Linked DNA regions of Homo sapiens: region 1 is linked to region 2. A link is an interaction called in ENCODE POLR2A ChIA-PET data of the cell type or tissue named here. Cell type or tissue: PC-9. All regions are shown on one strand. Links, peaks and the distances in the headings refer to the core of each region. The heading gives the core; the rest is flanking DNA.

What was found. ChIA-PET counts read pairs that join two places held together with the same protein. Peaks named below come from ENCODE experiments on the same cell type or tissue, not always from the same donor. Only the 100,000 strongest peaks of a DNase experiment are listed, where the experiment ranks them.
Region 1: POLR2A ChIA-PET joins it to region 2 with 6 read pairs; 3 of 35 experiments call an interaction of 5 or more read pairs at or near these places.

What each region holds. Positions count from the first base shown.
Region 1 is chr17:17,659,755-17,665,124 of GRCh38, reverse strand. No RefSeq gene overlaps it. Among named protein-coding and RNA genes, the nearest start is that of SMCR2, 15 kb to the left of the region's middle. RefSeq lists enhancers at 1,303-1,442, 1,933-2,022. In PC-9, for the core only: a CTCF peak has its summit at 3,086 (motif pointing right); no DNase peak of the experiment used is centred there.
Region 2 is chr17:17,735,149-17,740,518 of GRCh38, reverse strand. The region is part of intron 2 of RAI1 (retinoic acid induced 1); the gene reads right to left. Among named protein-coding and RNA genes, the nearest start is that of RAI1-AS1, 28 kb to the left of the region's middle. RefSeq lists an enhancer at 1-552. In PC-9, for the core only: no CTCF peak of the experiment used is centred there; a DNase peak (open chromatin) is centred at 2,138; H3K4me3 peaks cover 508 bases; H3K27ac peaks cover 3,737 bases.

The DNA.
Region 1 (5,370 bases), core at 116-5,115, 75 kb after region 2:
TTACAGGCATGAGCCACCGCGCCCGGCCTTTAAAATTGTTATTATTATACTAGTCACTTTCTGGTGTTCAGGAGCGGTGTGTGGCCACCCTGTGGGACCTGGTATAGGAAGTTCTATTGGGCTGTACTGCCAGAAGCGTTCAACCACTGACATGAGTTCTGCCCCTCTGAGTGGGGTGACCTGCCCATTTACAGATGGGGATGCAAGGATCAAGCACAAAATGACTTACCCAAGGTCACTGGCAGCAGTTGGCACCTCCAAGCTCCATGGGCAGTGGCACCCCGGGCCACGGGGTAGAGTGGGTGCTTGCCAATGTTGGCTGCTGAGTGAACGTGCCAGTGCCGTCCTCTGCCTCCTTGGAGGAAAGCTGCCTGTGAAGAACAGTCCTGCCCTCGTTCAGAGGTACGGCCTCCTGATCTCAGCCTGGTAAGGCACTGTGTGGCTCTAGCCCTACCTCAGGTACCACACTTTGCCTCTTTGGGACCCTGTGTCCCCGTCCATGAGATGGAGATTGTGACCACTGCATAGGGCTGCCTGGGATTTCCATGAGTTAATGTCTGTGAAGTGCATAGTACAATCTAACTCAATCATACGACGTTTGAGAGATGATGGGATTTGGCACACAGGAATGAGCACTGCGCCTCCTCAGAGTGACTCCCAGAGGTCAAGTTGGGATTTACTTAGACTGAGACCCGCAACCTTATCATGCTTCTAGCATTCATCTGACAAACATCTATTAAGCTTGCTTTTGGGGGCCACGACCGATGTAAGCCTGCAGCTGTGAGGTCTACCCTAGGCTAGGGAAGGTTATTCTGAGAAGAAAGTGAACCCCAAGGAAGGGGAAATCCAGAAGAAGATTCCTGATGACATCTGACAGCTGGATCCAGCTGTTCCTGAAGCTTTTATATTCCTGTTTTGTTTGCCAATAATTTTTTTTGTCATTTACAACTCAAAGCCAGGCCGTCTGGTCCAACCCCTTGTCCCCTGATACTTGATGCTTCTCCATAGCAGCTATGACAGTCTCTGCTTGGATGCTGCTCATGATGGGGATCTCACTACCTACCAAGGGAGCTCTACAAGGGCAGAACCAACTCTGGTGCAAGTGAGAGCTGATAATCTATTGCTCTTGTCTGGAAATGGTGTGCACAGCTGGGAGCTCCCCTGGATTGGATTCAGGGCAGTGGAAAGAGGACCCTTCATGGTTCAGTAGACCTGAATTCAAATTTCAGGCCTGGTGGTGACTCACTGTGTGACCTGAGTGAGGCAAGGGACTTCCCCTACCTGAACCTCAGTTTCAACATCTGTAAAATGGTCTCCCTGGCCACACTGATTTGGTGAGGACACCACGAGGATTAAGCAAGAAAATGTGTGTGAAGCTCTGGGCGCACGCCAGTGTGTGGCACACAGGGGACACCTGAGGGCCACATCCCTCCTGTGGGTAATGCTAATGGACACTGCACACCCATCTGAGAGGGTCCACTCTGCGTCCATAAGAGGTTGGCACTGGGGAGTCCGCACTGGGCCAGGCTGCTCCTGCTCTGCGGAGCGTCTGCTGCAGCTGTGACTCACAGCCCGACCACACTCACAGCCCAAGACTCGGAGCCGTCTGTTGTTATGGCGACGCAAGCCCACTGGAGTCCTGGGCTGTCAGTCATCAAGGTCTGACGCTGGGGGTGTGTTTTGGCGTGTGGGTGTGGCCTGTGTGTTTGTGTAGGGGGATGGGCGTGTGAATGCTATTCCTGCGTGTTCAAGGCAGTGTGCTGGTGTTTGTGTGTGGACTTCCTGTGTGTGCAAGGCTGGGCATGTCTGCATTGAGGGCGTTTGTCTGTGTGTGGTGTTGAGCTGTGTGTGCGGTCTGGGTGTCTGTGGGCTGTGTGTGTGTGTAATGTGCCTTAGGAACGCTGGCCCTGAGGCAGGGTGGACAGGAGGGTGGCCCAGGGAGGGGTGTAGGCCTGGGTGTCTATCGCTCTGACCTGGTGGCCCTGGGTTGGTCACTGCACCTTTCTCAGCCTGTTTCCCCCTCAATAAGCACAGCAGGTTGCAAAGGGCACTCACACTCGCTATTTCATTTAATCCTCCTGTGATCCTGTACCAGCAGCTGCTCACTCAACTCATATTTAGAGTCCACTCTGTGTCAGGCCCTGGGGATACAGCCATGAACAGAGACTTCCTCCGCTGAGGGTCTCCAGTCTCCAGTCTGGTGGGAGATGGACAATACACAAACAAGCAAACAAAACCAGAGACTCCAGTGGGTGCTGGGAGAAGGAACAGCAGGAGGAGGGCACAGAGAGTGATGGGGTGGAAACTGAGGACAGGGTGGTCAGAGAGGTGACTTATGAGCAGAGGTTCTGAGGAAGGAGGCCAGAGTCATGGGAAGAGCATCGCAAGCATCGCAACAGTAAGTGCAGAGGCCCTGAGGCAGGTGGAGGTTCATGTATCTGTGGCCCAACGAGCAGGCCGCGCACTGCAGCGGTGTGGGTGGGATGGGCAAGGCCACTGCCATTTGCAGTTTGTGGATTCCAAGGCAAGTGCACTGGTGAAAACAGCCCATTGTTCATCCACTGATGAATGGAGAGGCAACATGCGGTATGTCCAGACAAGGAAATAGTATTTGTCAATAAAAAGGAACAAATGGCCAGGCGCGGTGGCTCATGCCTGTAATCCCAGCACTTTGGGAGGCCAAGGCGGGCAGATCACTGAGATCAGGAGTTTGAGACCAGCCTGACCAACATGGAGAAACCCTGTCTCTACTAAAAATACAAAATTAGCCAGGCTTGGTGGTGCATGCCTGTAATCCCAGCTGCTTGGGAGGTTGAGGCAGGAGAATCGCTTAAACGCAGGAAGCGGAGGTTGCAGTGAGCTGAGATCGTGCCATTGCACTCCAGCCTGGGCCACAAGAGTGAAACTCCGTCTCAAAAAAAAGGAACAAGCTACTGGTACGTACAAAAATATCAGTGAATCTTAAGTGGATTATGCTGAGCAAAAGTAGCCAGCCTTGAAAGGCTGTAGGCTGCAGGATTCTATTATGTGACATTCCGGGAGTGACAAAATGATAGGGACAGAAAACTAATCAGCGGTTGCCAGGAACTGGGGATGGGGAAAAGGCTGACCTGACCACAAGGGGGCTTGAGGCAGTTATGTGATTTGACACATTTGTCAAAATCCATAGAATTGTATGCTAAAAATTGATGAGTTTAATTGTATGTAAATTATACGTAAATATACCTGGCCACACACCAACACCCAACATCTCACAAAGCTTGGGGCTGAGTGACCCTCCCACCTCCCGGAGAGCTCGTGAGAGCAGCTCTGGGAAACACACTTTTCTTCAGGTCCTGTCATTTCATTTTCAACTGCCTTGTCCTTAATCTGTCTTTGCCGTGAATATAGTAGTTTATTTTCTTTTTTGTTTATGTTTTTGTTTTTGTTTTGTTTTGAGATGGAGTTTTGCTCTTGTAGCCCAGGCTGGAGTGCAATGGCGCGATCTCAGCTCACTGCAACCTCCGCCTCCTGGGTTCAAATGATTCTCCTGCCTCAGCCTCCTGAGTAGCTGGGATTATAGGCGCATGCCACCACGCCCAGCAAATGTTTGTATTTTTAGTAGAGATAGGGTTTCACCATGTTGGCCAGGCTGGTCTTGAACTCCAGACCTCAGATGATCCACTTGCCTCGGCCTTCCAAAGTGCTGGGATTACAGGCATGAGCCACTGTGCCCAGCTGGTAATTTCTCAGTAAATATTTGATCAACCGATCTGGAAATGCTTCGCATCCAAAACTGAGGGCCCTTGTTCTCAGCTGCTGAGGAAAGACCAGGCAAAAGCGTCAGGGGCTTGACCAGGAGGGGTGTGTGCGTATGCTCGTGTGTGTGTGTGTGTGTGTGTGTGTGCACGTGCGCATGTGTGTGAGGCAGGGCTCAGTGCACACCATGCTGAGTGTTTTTAGCAGAATGTGGTGGTCCATGGAGGGCATGAGCACCCCAGTTCTCCTTCCTGGCACCAGCCAAGGTGAAGTGCGCTTCTTCACGCGCTTCAAGGTCAAGGCTGTCTGTAACTTGCTTTGGCCAATGAAATGTGAGCAGAAATGAGGATGTCACTTCCCGGAAGCAGCTTCCGGAGTTGGTGTGCAATTCTTCACTTTCCTTTCCCTGAGCTGGTGAGACCCCATCAAAACAGAATCTCAGTCAGCCTGGACCCAGACTGGCTGCACCATGTAGTGTCTTCCTGCTCCCTGGTCAGACGTAGCATGAGCAAGAAATCAACTTTTGCTCTTTATGTATGTATGTATTTTTTTTAATAGACTTTCTTTCTTGTTGGAGCAGTTTTAGATTCACAGCCAAACTGAGTGGAAGTTGCAGAGATTTCCCATGTCCTTGCTGCCCCCACATGTGCACAGCTCCCCACCCCCATTGTCAGCACCCCCCGCCAGATGGTACATTTGTTCCAGTCCTGAACCTACATCGACACATCATTATCACTGGAAGTCCGTGGCTTAGGTTAGGGTCCCTCTTGGTGTTGTTCATCTGTAGTTATAATGCCATGGGTCATACTGACTTGTTCCACGGCCTTGCAATTTCTCTGTGCTCTGCCTATTCATCTTCCCCATAAACCCTGACTTTTTTTTTTTTTTTTTTTTTTTTTGAGACAGAGTCTTGCTCTGTCTCCCAGGCTGGAGTGCAGCGGCACAATCTCGGCTCACTGAAACCTCCACCTTCCAGGTTCAAGTAATTCTCCTGCCTCAGCCTCCCGAGTAGCTGGGACTACAGGTATGCACCACCACGCCCGGCTAATTTTTGTATTTTTAGTAGTATGGAGTTTCACCATATTGGTCAGGCTGATCTTGAACTTGTGACCTCGTGATCTGCTCACCTCGGCCTCCCAAAGTTTTGGGATTACAGGCGTGAGCCACTGTGCCCTGGCCACAAACCCTGACCTTTTTACTGTCTCCATAGTTTTGCCTTTTCCAGAATGTAACATATTTAGAATCACACAGTATGTGGCCTTTTCAGATTGGCTTCTTTTACTTAGTAAAATTCATTTAATATTCCTCCATGTCTTTTCGTGGCTTACTAGCTCATTTCTTTTTAGCGCTGAATAATATTTCATTGTCTGGGTGTGCCACGGTTTATTTATCCATCCACCTACTGAAGGACATCTTGGTTGCTTCTAAATTTTGGCAACTATGAAAAAAGCTGCTATAAACATCTGTGTGCTGGGTTTTTTGTGGATATATGTTTTCAACTTATTTGGGTAAATACCAAGAGGCATGACTGTTGGATCACATGGTAAGAATCTGTTTCATTTGTAAGAAAATTGCGTGTCTTAACTCAGGCTGCCATAACAAAATACCACAGGCTTTGTGGCTTAAACAACA
Region 2 (5,370 bases), core at 203-5,202:
CCCCAGCACGGCATCAGGCCTCTTTCCCACCTGGTCCTCTTTAGGGCTCAGAGCAGATGAACCACTTCCACCAGGGTGGGTGGGGAGCAAAGAAGAGATGGGTGACCCCCAACTCTCCAGAGGTGGCTGTGTTAGGGTTCCAGTCTTGCAGGTAGTGTTTCTGAGGAAGAGGAACACCACCAGCCCCTGGGACCTAAGGGTTCTCTGGATGACAGAGGAGGAGCTAGGGACCCCTGGCCAGGGTCCTCCCCAAAGGGGGCCTGGACCACCAGCACAGCTTGGGGCAGGCAGGACCCCTAGAGGCTGCACAGCTCCTTTCCCCCTGAGCACAGAGAAGCCCAAGGGTCTCCCAAGGCCCTAGCTGGGCACTAAGCCCAGAGTCCCAGGCACAGGGCTTACCCCATGCGGGTGAACACCCCCTTCAATGGATGCTGATGTCTGATCCCCAGCTATCCCCACTTTGGAAGGGCTCAGCCTGGCCTGTGATTCCCTCAGGGTGGGGCTGCAGCATCTGGAGGCTTCCATCCCCACTCCCAGTGGGGAGAGGGAGCTGCCACGCGGTGAGTCATGTTAGCTCAGCGGCTGTATGTGCTTGGGGGAAGGGCCGAGCACCGCTGCCCTCCATCTGGGCCCAAGGTGACAAGGTCAGCCCCCGTGGCCCACTGGCCAGCTGGACTGGTGCCTGGGACCCACCCCAGGTGGCCTCCGGGTAGTTCCCACTGCTCCAGGACCACTCTCACCACCCCGCACCACCACCAACACAGGGAGACTGAGCCTGCTCAGAGTGGAGTGGTGGCATAAGACCTCAAAATCCCCAAGGAGTGGAGGTAGGGATGGGGTCTGTGGGGCAGCCAGAGGTCAGGGGAAGCAGGCAGGTGCTGGAATGTGTGGTGGGGATGCGGTGTCTGGAGCTGAGACAGAGCAAAGCTTTCTTAGCTCTGGAAGGCAGGAGGGGCCACAGCCTCAGTAAGCAGCAGGCATCCCAGGCCTTACGGCCAAAGGCTCCCTGACCCCTGGCTGCCAGATTCTCTCTCTGTATCCTTATCCCTCCCCATCTCTCCCTGCTCTGCCCTCTTCTTTCTCTCCCTCCTGGTCAGGGCTGCTAAGCAAATGGACTGCAAATGGGATTCTGCGTTTTCATTTGCACCCACCTTCGCTTCCCCAGCTCCTGGGGGCTGGCTTGTCCCATCCTGTCCAGCCATCTCTGTCTTCCCCTCCTTGGAGGGCAGCCATAGCCACACCTCCACCAAGAATAGGCTGTGAGCTTCTAGATGCCAGGGGTCAGGTGAGCTAGTCAGGGCCTTGCAGAGCTTGGCTCCTATCTCCACGGTTTTCAAGAGAGCCTTTACTGGGCACGTGGCTGCCCCAGTGTGTGAGCAATATGCACGGAGGAGGCGGCCTCACTCCCGTTCTTCACTTTGAATTGCCTCTGTCTCCCTTGTCATACAACTTGTCTTCCCCAGGGGTGGAGGAGGCCTTGGGCAGGCTGTTCCCACTGACAGAAATTTCCTGGTTGCCAGGAAAACACACCTCAGAAATAACACTGATGACAGCTGCTGCCCTTCCCCAGGATACTACGGGCAGCGTGCTGGGCTGTCTGGGTAAGGCTGGGGCCCGTGTACTTATAAAAACAGGGAGGACAGCCCATGCTTGCAGCATGAGCCCTTTGAAGGTAATGCAGGCCTGAAAACTCCCACCAAGCCAACCCATTCCCCAGATGGAGAAGACTGACACCCAGAAGGGCCCACAAGTAGACTCTCTGGCCCTCTGCAGCCCATCAGGGTCCAGTGAGTACAGCAGCTTCCTGTGTGGTGCCTGGGTTGCCTGAGCTCAGACACACACAGCTGCAAGCTGGCAGTTGCTACGTTTACCCCAGCACCTCAGAGCCACCTTGAGAAGCTCACGGAGGGGTGGACCCCAGGCTCATTTCAAGCCCATGGCTTCTCCCAGTTTCCTGCTGGTCCCTGGAGTCCTCTGCCCCCGCCTTCACCCGCAGACAGGCCAGGCCCAAGGCCGTGTAGGGCAGCAGGGACCACCCAGGTGGCGGAGGCTCCTCCCAGCCTGACCGCAGCAGCCGGGAAAACAGGCTCCTCAGCTGCACCCTCCTGCCCACCCCACCCCGCCCCGCCAGGCCAGCCGCCTCACCCAGCCCTGAACCAGGAACTGGGCCTGCCGCCAGCCAGCCCGCCCCACTCACACCATAGCCCCTCACCCACCCCAGCCCACCCCTCAGTGCCCGCCAGATGTGGGAGGAGGCAGCAGTCTCCTGGTACTCACTCCCTCATGCTACCTTAGCCTAGATCAACCCCCTCACCTTCCTCTGTCAGGAGTCAGAGGGAGAGGCCCAACCTTCCCATGGCAGCTGCCATACTGGCCTGAGCCATACTCAGGCCATACTGAGTGCTCAGGCCATACTATGCCATACTGGCCCCCTTGACCCTGCCTCCTTGACCAGCAGCCGTCCACCTCATGCCCACCCACCAGCATGTGAAGCCACCTGCCCCCCTGGGATGGCACTGCCTCCCTCCTTCTGGGGCCAGGGTGGGGGGCGCCCCCTCCCCCCACCAGGGGCAGGGTCTCTGTGCCTGCCTTACACTTCTGAGGCTGGATCACTGAGGCTGAAATTTCAATTAAGGAAGAGAAATAATTACTCTGGGGCTCCAGGCCTGCTCAAGTGGTGACAGGCCTCAATATCTGCTTCTCTGGAGTAGGCGGAGGTGGCTGGGGCCCCCCGCCCTGAAATCAGGCTGAGCCCGAGAAGGGCCCTGGACCCTTGCCCATGTTCAGCCTTGTAGCCCCCCTCCATCTGTCTGCTGCAATAAGGCCACCCTCAGGTATCCCCATGGTAGGGGGATATGGGGCGGGGGACTGGAGGAAAGGTACAGGCTTCTGGCAGAGGGGGCTGGGGAGCAAGCCTCAGCTGGCTTGACAAAATTGAATTAAATTAAATTTAACCATTCAGTCACTGCCTATCCCTGTGGTGAGCCTAGAGGCTGCCAGGACCCCACCAGAAGCAGGTAGGGACCCCAAGAGTAAGACTGGGCAGCTCTGGCCTCCCTCTGGTAGTATTCCAGCACAGGCCAGGGTTTTGGGCCAGGGGGTGGCAAAGGCTGCATTCTGGAAAGGTTCCTCAGAAGCCCACTCTGCAGCTCAGCAGGAGTGAGTCTGGGCAAGACCCTCCCTCGGGCCATGTGCAAAACAAGGACCACAGGTGGGGTCTCTGGGCCCCTGAGACCCTCCCCTATTGCCTCCTCAAGTGGCCTTGAAACAGCCAGGCTGAGCTATGACCCCCTCATCTTCAGAAAACTCCTTCCCTAGAAATGTCCCATCCTCAATCCAAAAAATGTCCCTTCTCTGAGAATGACCTGTTTCTTCCCCAGAAATGCTTCATTTTAACCCAGAAATTCCCCAGCTCCAAAATGTTCCATTTCCAGAAATGCTCCATCTTATCTCCAGAAATATTCCCCGTCATCTTCAAATGTAATCCATCTCCAGAAATGCCAGTGGTCTACTGAGGCTCCACCCTAACTCCAAGAATGTTCCACTTCCAGAAATGCCATATCCCATCTCCAGAGATGTTGCATTTCAGCTCCAAAAATACCTCATCTTCAGAAGTGCCCTATTTTATTTCCAGAAATACTCCAGCATCATCTTCAAAAACACACCACTTCCAGAAGTATTCTAGTTTCTCTCTAGAAAGAATCCATTTCCAGAAATGTTCCATCTCTAGCAATGCTCAGAATCCAGAAAAGCCTCATCTTTACTCCTCAAAAATGCCCTCTCCCATCTCCAGAAATGTTCTCATTTCATCTTCAGAAATGCCCCTCCTCCAGAAATGCTTTTCATCTCTTCTCTAGAAACGTCCTCATCCTGTCTCCAGAAACACCATGTCTCATTTCTAAAAACATTCCATTTCTGGAAATGTTCCAGCTCCTATCTGGAAGTGTGCATGCCATCTCCAGAAAGGTCTCTCCATCTGGTCCAGATGCTGCAGAAACACAAAGACCCACTTCCTTCTACATCTCCTACAGAGAAGCTAAGCAGTGACTGGGCCTCCTCCCCGCCTGTTCCTCTGTTCCTTGGGACCTCTCGGCCATCTGCTGGGCCTGCTCTTATCCCAGAGCAAGGACAAAGTCAAGAGCAGTGCTGGCAGGTGCCAAGGTCTCTGGGAGGGAGAGCATGAATGGTCAGAGTTTGGGATGACTGAGAGCCTCCCAGGTCTGACCTGGGGGCAGGGGCCATGAGAGGAGCCTGGGGTGGGAAGGAATGAACCAGGACAGAGGCGGTGGGGGTCTCAGCACAGTTCCCTCCAGACACGTTCTAGCCACAAACACCTCCACTGGCCCAAGTGCACATACTCACAGTTCACAGTCAATACCCACACAGCCCAGAAATGTCCCCCCATCCTCCAGGGCCATGCGCAATGCACACTCACAACATGGATATCCACACTCAACCCTTGAAGCCCCACCCGCACAAGTACACACACCATACACAGATGCACACACATAACACAGATACACAAACAAGTCCACTGTCACACATCACACACCACACACACAATCACAGTCCCCTATATTCCTCAGGCCTTTTGTGGGCCAAGTTCAGGGGACACCTAGGGGCAGAAGCCCTGTCAGTCCCTCCAACCAGGCTGGGTTGGCAAAATAGGGCCACCTCAGAACTGCCGCCAGGAGATACACAGCCCTAGGCACTTTGCGCTTAGAAGGGACCACAAAAGAGAGGAAGGCACAGGTTGGGCATCTGCTTGCACACCTACCCACCTAAGATGGGGCACTCACTACCTCCTGGAGCAGCCCAGGCCACTTCTAAATCACTTCTGAATGAGAGGAAGTGCATCTTTGGGCTGGGCACGGTGGCTCACGCCTGTATTCCCAGCACTTTGGGAGGCTGAGGCAGGTGGATCACTTGAGGTCAGGAGTTTGAGACCAGCCTGACCAACATGGTGAAACCCCGACTCTACTAAAAATACAAAAAAAATCAGCCGGGCGTGGTGGCGCACGCCTGTAGTCCCAGCTACTTGGGTGGCTGAGGCAGGAGAATCACTTGAACCCGGGAGGCGGAGATTGCAGTGAGCCAAGATCGCGCCACTGCACTCCAGCCTGGGTAACAAGAGTGAAACCCCGTCTCAAAAAAAAAAAAAAAAAGGCTGGGCATTGTGGCTCACATCTGTAATCCTAGGACTTTGGGAGGCCGAGGCGGGTGGATCACCTGAGGACAGGAGTTCAAGACCAGCCTGACCAACATGGTGAAACCCCATCTCTACCAAAAATACAAAATATTAGCTGGGCGTGGTGGTGGGAGCCTGTAATCCCAGCTACTTGGGAGGCTGAGGCAGGACAATTGCTTGAA